Linked DNA regions of Homo sapiens: region 1 is linked to region 2. A link is a loop called in an ENCODE intact Hi-C map of the cell type or tissue named here. Cell type or tissue: heart right ventricle. All regions are shown on one strand. Each heading gives the region's core, and the rest is flanking DNA. Links, peaks and the distances in the headings are about the cores only. Region 1 overlaps NEBL (nebulette). Region 2 has its middle 120 kb from the start of NEBL.

Region 1 (2,919 bases), core at 268-2,767, 130 kb before region 2:
ATTAGAGGAAGAGGCTTAAATTGTGGCCAACGTGGGCTTCCTGTTACTAATTCCTCCCAATTTATGAGCACCCATAGGCTTCCCAATCCTCCTCCTGAGCGCAGAGAAGAACTGAACCTGCCCAGAAAGCTTGCTATGTGGTGGAGATCATTCCAGAAGGCCTTCTTGCTGGAGATCAGCAAGACAAAGCCCAGTGAGGCTTAGCTAAACCTGCTCATCTCTTCTCTGCAACTCACAAGTCAAATGACTCACTCTCTTCCCCTTTGGGGATAGGCCAGAATTGTTATGCCGGGGGAAGACCCGGGTGGATATTTGAGCCCAAAAGAAGTCAGGAAATGTGGAGAAGGACCTAAAGTATAATCACACTGTCACACTAATTGCTGCACAATCTGGAAACTGGGAAGGCAAAACTATGACTCATTGAGAAGATGCAGGTAATTTGCTAAAAGTTGTATCACTCTGTAATATGCTCGTGTTTATCCTCCCAAGACCATAAATACTTAAACTGAAAAAGTGTTCCTGTTTCAGATGATAAATTATATGTTCTCCCTAATTATAACCCAAAAGTGGAGCTGAATTGTATATACTACCTGGTTCTTAGAGGATGTGAATAATATTGATGTTATACACTAATGGTACATGGAGATTTTCCCATATGCAAGCCTGATTTGACGGGCATTACTTAACCTGTGGTAGAACTAGATACAGATTAAGTGAAGTTATTTCAAAATCCCATATTTCACTGCTGTGACTCTTGGATATCAGATGCCTACCACATTAAACATTTGCTTTATTCATGAAATCAACACGAGAACATATTTATCTTATCTGAGCACTAAATTACTTTTTTTTCTTCTCAGAGATTAGCCATAATTTTAGGTTCCTGCAAATCACCCTCCTCAGCCACTAGTAATTAAACTGTTAATGGCAGTATGATAAATAGTAGGCTATTTTGATCATATGGAGAAAAAAGTATCTCCGTTATATAATTAAGTGTGAGAGAAAATAGCCTATCATTAGGCTTAAGTTTGACTCATTATTTTTATCTTTTGCCACCATCTATTCCCCATCACATTCACATTCTTCACTGCAGTGGTATGTGCTTGTGGCTACAGCCTCCTGATAAAGTCTGACACATGCAGAACGTTCAGGACAGGAGGACTGGATAAGGGTGAGGTATTTACTTCTTCTGTTAGGCAGACAAATAGCTCAGTCTTAATTGTAGACTCTATTTTTTTTTCTTGGGTCTTTATTAAAAAGATACACATATTTGTATATTTTAAATGAAGGTGTATTTAAAATTTAAGATCCTTTACAATTGTACAATTCAAGAGAAATTGTACAATTTGTTAGAAGTCACACACAATCATGTGTGATTTCAAGTGAATTGTGCAATATGAATGACAATAAGCAAAGAATGTTAGATTTTTAAATACATAAGGAATATTTATATAAATATTAGATACATATTAGTAGCCTTCCTACACCAAGATAACAGGAAATGATCATTGAAAGGGAACTATATTGGTCAATGAAACAAATCTTAGGTAAAATAAAAATCACTGAATAGATTGCTATATTTTATTACAGCCATGTCTACATCTTACAATTTCGGGTTGACACCATCTATTGGATAGACTGGCCACTCCCATTATCTCCTATTAAAAGAGCCCAGATGGATTAATGAGAGCAGCCAGGCTCCTGCCCAGCCCCAGAGGACAAGCTGATCTAAACCAGGCATGGTCATGCCATCCAGTGTTTGGCCTGGGGAGCCACACTCTCTGTGACTTTAGTGGAAATCTTCCCAGAAGTGCTTCTAGTGTTTCTGGTACAAAGGGAGAGATGCTGCACAACCCTGTGACATTCTGTCTTCCACATTTTTCTTTCTCAATCAAAGGGAAGGCAGCAGCAATGATGTCATTACCAAGGAATAAGCCACCATACTAATGACGACAGAATAGAAGGAAAGGAGCCTGGGAGACTGATAACACCCATAGTACCCAGCCTGAACTACCTACCTCCGGGCTTTATATGTGGAGGCTGGGGAAACAAAAACCTACTTGTTAAGCCATTGTGTTAGAGTTTTCCTGTTTTTACAGTCATCTGCACTCCTACCGAATACACAACCCAACACCAAAAGACAAAAAGGGCAAAATTGATGACTTTATGATCATTAAGATGTCCCAAACATTGACCTTCTCTTTTGCCCTCACCCACAAATCCCACGTCTCCATTACAATTAGGATGAATTTAGTGCAGGGTCGCTTCCTCCTCCTGGCCAAGTTTGTTTGAATGAGTATGAGATTAGCTAAAGGCTGAAATCGGATGACAGACATGGAGATGTTTGCGGATCTTTCCTTTCACAAGAATTCTTAACTGAAAGTATCTGGAAAGGCTCTTCACAAGTGAAATCATACAAGTTAAATTCAATACACCCTGGAAGGAAAAACAATGGCTCCATCATTATTTAACTGGGCTGGACATAGCTAAGATCACTCTCCCAGGTTTTCTGATACCATCTAAGCTTTCTCTGGAGGAGTAACCACAGAATTTAATGTTTTTGGCATTGAAAGGATTTACCCACAACAACGTTCATTTGCCTGGAAAATATTCTTCCTGCTGCCATGCAGATGAACACCCTAAACAGCCTTGAACTAAACACTGAGAGGCTGCATGCAGATGTGGTCCACCTGCTCTGCAGAAGGCTCTTTCTGCCTAATCTACAAGAAACATACAAAAGATTCCCTTTTGCCCAATCTTTTTTATGACTCCCCATCAGAAGACTACTAGATCCAGGATTCTGAATGCTCAATAGAGAGGATAGGTTTAACTTATTCAAGGGATTGATTAGATAATGTTAGGTTAGACTAACAGGAATAAATATGACAGAGAGAATATCTGTGAAAATATATCTGAGAA
Region 2 (2,919 bases), core at 101-2,600:
TCTAACATGGTTGACCGGGAGCCAATTGTGGTGTTCTCATCTTTGTTCATGCTGTCAATGTGACATATGAAAGAAATATGAACAAAGTGACAGGAGGAAAACAAAGCCCTTGGCTGGTGTGAGATACACAGACGGGGTGTTAGCCGCACACACACTGCAACTGGGTCAAGTTAACACCTTGTTTTTCCCCACATATGCGGTGTGGAAAAGCTATTTGTAAAATGTGTTTAAATATTTAGGACCAAATAAGTCAAGATTGTTGGGAAACATTGACTCTGACCGGAACTCATTTACTTGCCCTAGTCCAACGTGAATAACAAAACTGAGAATATCAGGACAATTCAAGACCGGGAACAGTACAGATGTTCAACACTTTCACCCGGAATTCCCACACAGGCCTGCTTTCAGCCTCCACACCGGCTGGTGACCCAGCAGGAACAGTACGAAGACAAGAATCTCAGAAGAGCAGCCTTGTGAAAAATCTTTAGGGCCAAGGGAACAAAACAAATCTTCTAGAAGTTACCTGACTCTGCAATTCACTTTGCTGCTTCAGGCGAAGATTTTCAGGTGTATCTGCCACCGTGGTGAAGGACTGCTTCGGGTAGTGTCTGTGGGGAAATTTTTTAAAAGGACATAATTAAAATATTGTGCTACAAAACAACACTTTCACACCCATTGTTTTGCACATCCCCCCTTTTCCCAACCCCATCACAGTGGAAGAGGGACCTGAGCTTGGCTAAGGTCATCTCTCTGTCATTATTCCAGACCTCATCCCATTCTCATGGCTCTGTCGCCCAGACATCCTCACTCTCTCCCACAGCTTAACCTTGACTTCTCTTTTCTAAGCGCATCTTCACCCATGCTCAAGGTTCTCCTAACCTCCACCGTTCCTGCACCCCACACACCCTTCCAGCATGTGTGCCAAATCATCCATCCTCCAACCAAACTTCCTGACAAAGAAGCCTCACCTCACAGTGCCTGCCCATCTCCTCTCCGACTCATTCCCCAACTCTATGACTGGCTTCTGGCTTCCGTTTCTAGAAGTTTCTCTTGCCCGTTATAATGACTTTCTGTGGACACAACCAACAGACATCTTGTAGTCCTCCTCTTGGGCGGCCTCCCTCCATCTTGAAATGTCGTCTCCCCGGGTTTACACACACCCCTGGCTCAGCTGCTCCCTCTAGTGGTTCCTTCCCTGTCTCCTGCAGGCTCCCCTAAGTCTGTGTATCTCCCCACTCAAGGTCCTCACCTGGGATCTCTTCTCTTCTCAGTCTACACCATCACCTGGGGATCACATCATTCCCACAGCTTTGGGGCCTCTCTGTGAGCTGACTACTCCGAAGTCTGAGTTTCAGATCCAATAGCATTTCCATTTGCAGATTCCATACCCAGCACAACTCCACCAGTCCAAAACACAGCTGTTCATCACCCCACCCCTCCATAACACAAGTTCCTCCCCTGGATCTTCTTTTTCATTTATTATATTAGTGCCCCGTAGCCCAAGTCAGAAAGCTGGGAGTAATCTAGATTCCTCACACATCCAATCACTCGTTCACCAAATCTATTGATCTTGTCTGCAAATATATCTCAACTATTTACTTATATAAATGTATATATGTGTATATGTCTCCATCTTGACTCCATTTTTTAATTGTCGGCCACATTTATCGTTTAGGTGACTACAGCACTAGCCAGTCTTGCCCTTCCCATCTGAGAACAAATGTTCTCAAATGCAAATCTGATCACGTCACTCCCCTGAGTAAAACCTTTCAACGGCTTCCAGTTGATCTTGGAATAAAGTCTGGCCTCCTGTCTGCCAAGGCCCCCATGGCCAGGCCTCTGCAGACTTCTCACTGTGAAAACTGCATGCTCTTGCTGCAGGGATCACTTCAGTCCCCTGAGTTCCCCCTTCTCGTTCCCACTGCTCCCCTGACACGTTATTCCCCTTTCCTGGAAAACCCATCCCTCTTCCCATCCTACTGCCCATTTTTTATAAACTGTGTTTATTTTTCAGGTCTTGCCTTAGATGTCACTTTCTCCAGGAAGCTCTCCTGGCCTCCCAAGTTTGGGTCAGGAATGGCCCCTGGATGGACTTTTCTGCCCCTGTGCTAATGCTTATCTTGCTCATGGCTTTTCCTATTGGCAGGCCTCTGCCTCACAGTACAACGAAAGTTCTGTGGTAGCAATAGTGGGCTGTCTTGTGCCTTGCTGGGGTGCATTCCTGCCTATATCGCTAGCACCTGCTAGTGTCTGCCTCTTAGTGTGACCTCAGTAAATACTTGTGGACAGAAGAAACGAAGGGATGGAGGGAGCAGAACAACCACACAAGGAGCCCATGCCTTGGCTACAGTCAAACTTCAGCGTGTCCTATAAGGCATGTCGTCGCATTTGTGCAAACATTCAGCGGCCTCTTATGTTCACAGATGACTCCCCTGGTGGTGAGGAGATGGCATTTCCTCCCTGTGTGCAGGTAAAGACTCAAACACTGATTCAGAGCTGCTGTCCCATCTACTCACTGCTCCCATGTTCGGCTGGCGCTGAGGAGACACCTTTAGCTGCTGTGACCCCATGGTCACAAAAGCCACAGAGCTCAGAGCTGCTCCTCAAAGAACATCCTCCCTGTTTGCTTCTTTCTAGCCCCTCTCCTTTCTGGTATCCACGTGTGTCTCTTCCTGTGGCTTCTCTAACATCCTCACTGTTTCAAACTCGACTCTCCTGGTAAAAGTTTCTTTTCAGCATCCCTGTCCCTGGCGTCCCATGAGAAGGCTGATGCAGTAATCATTTGTCGGTGCAGATAAAGCCTACCCAAAGCACGCTAGCACTTGCGAAATAAAGATTAAATATTGTAGCTCCCACGGAGTCAGATTCGTGGTAGGAAAATGTACATGCAATTCTCATTTTTCCAGCATTCTTCAGGAA

Evidence for each region. Peaks named below come from ENCODE experiments on the same cell type or tissue, not always from the same donor. Only the 100,000 strongest peaks of a DNase experiment are listed, where the experiment ranks them.
Region 1: a loop joins it to region 2, with 2.5 times the contacts of the local background. A loop is called at or near these places in 7 of 110 quality-filtered maps.

What each region holds. Positions count from the first base shown.
Region 1 is chr10:20,890,451-20,893,369 of GRCh38, forward strand. The region is part of intron 2 of NEBL (nebulette); the gene reads right to left. Among named protein-coding and RNA genes, the nearest start is that of NEBL, 5.4 kb to the right of the region's middle. In heart right ventricle, for the core only: no CTCF peak of the experiment used is centred there; a DNase peak (open chromatin) is centred at 1,741; H3K4me3 peaks cover 2,500 bases; H3K27ac peaks cover 2,500 bases.
Region 2 is chr10:21,019,594-21,022,512 of GRCh38, forward strand. It overlaps a transcript of NEBL not described here. Among named protein-coding and RNA genes, the nearest start is that of NEBL, 120 kb to the left of the region's middle. RefSeq lists an enhancer at 1,039-1,198. In heart right ventricle, for the core only: a CTCF peak has its summit at 1,188 (motif pointing left); no DNase peak of the experiment used is centred there.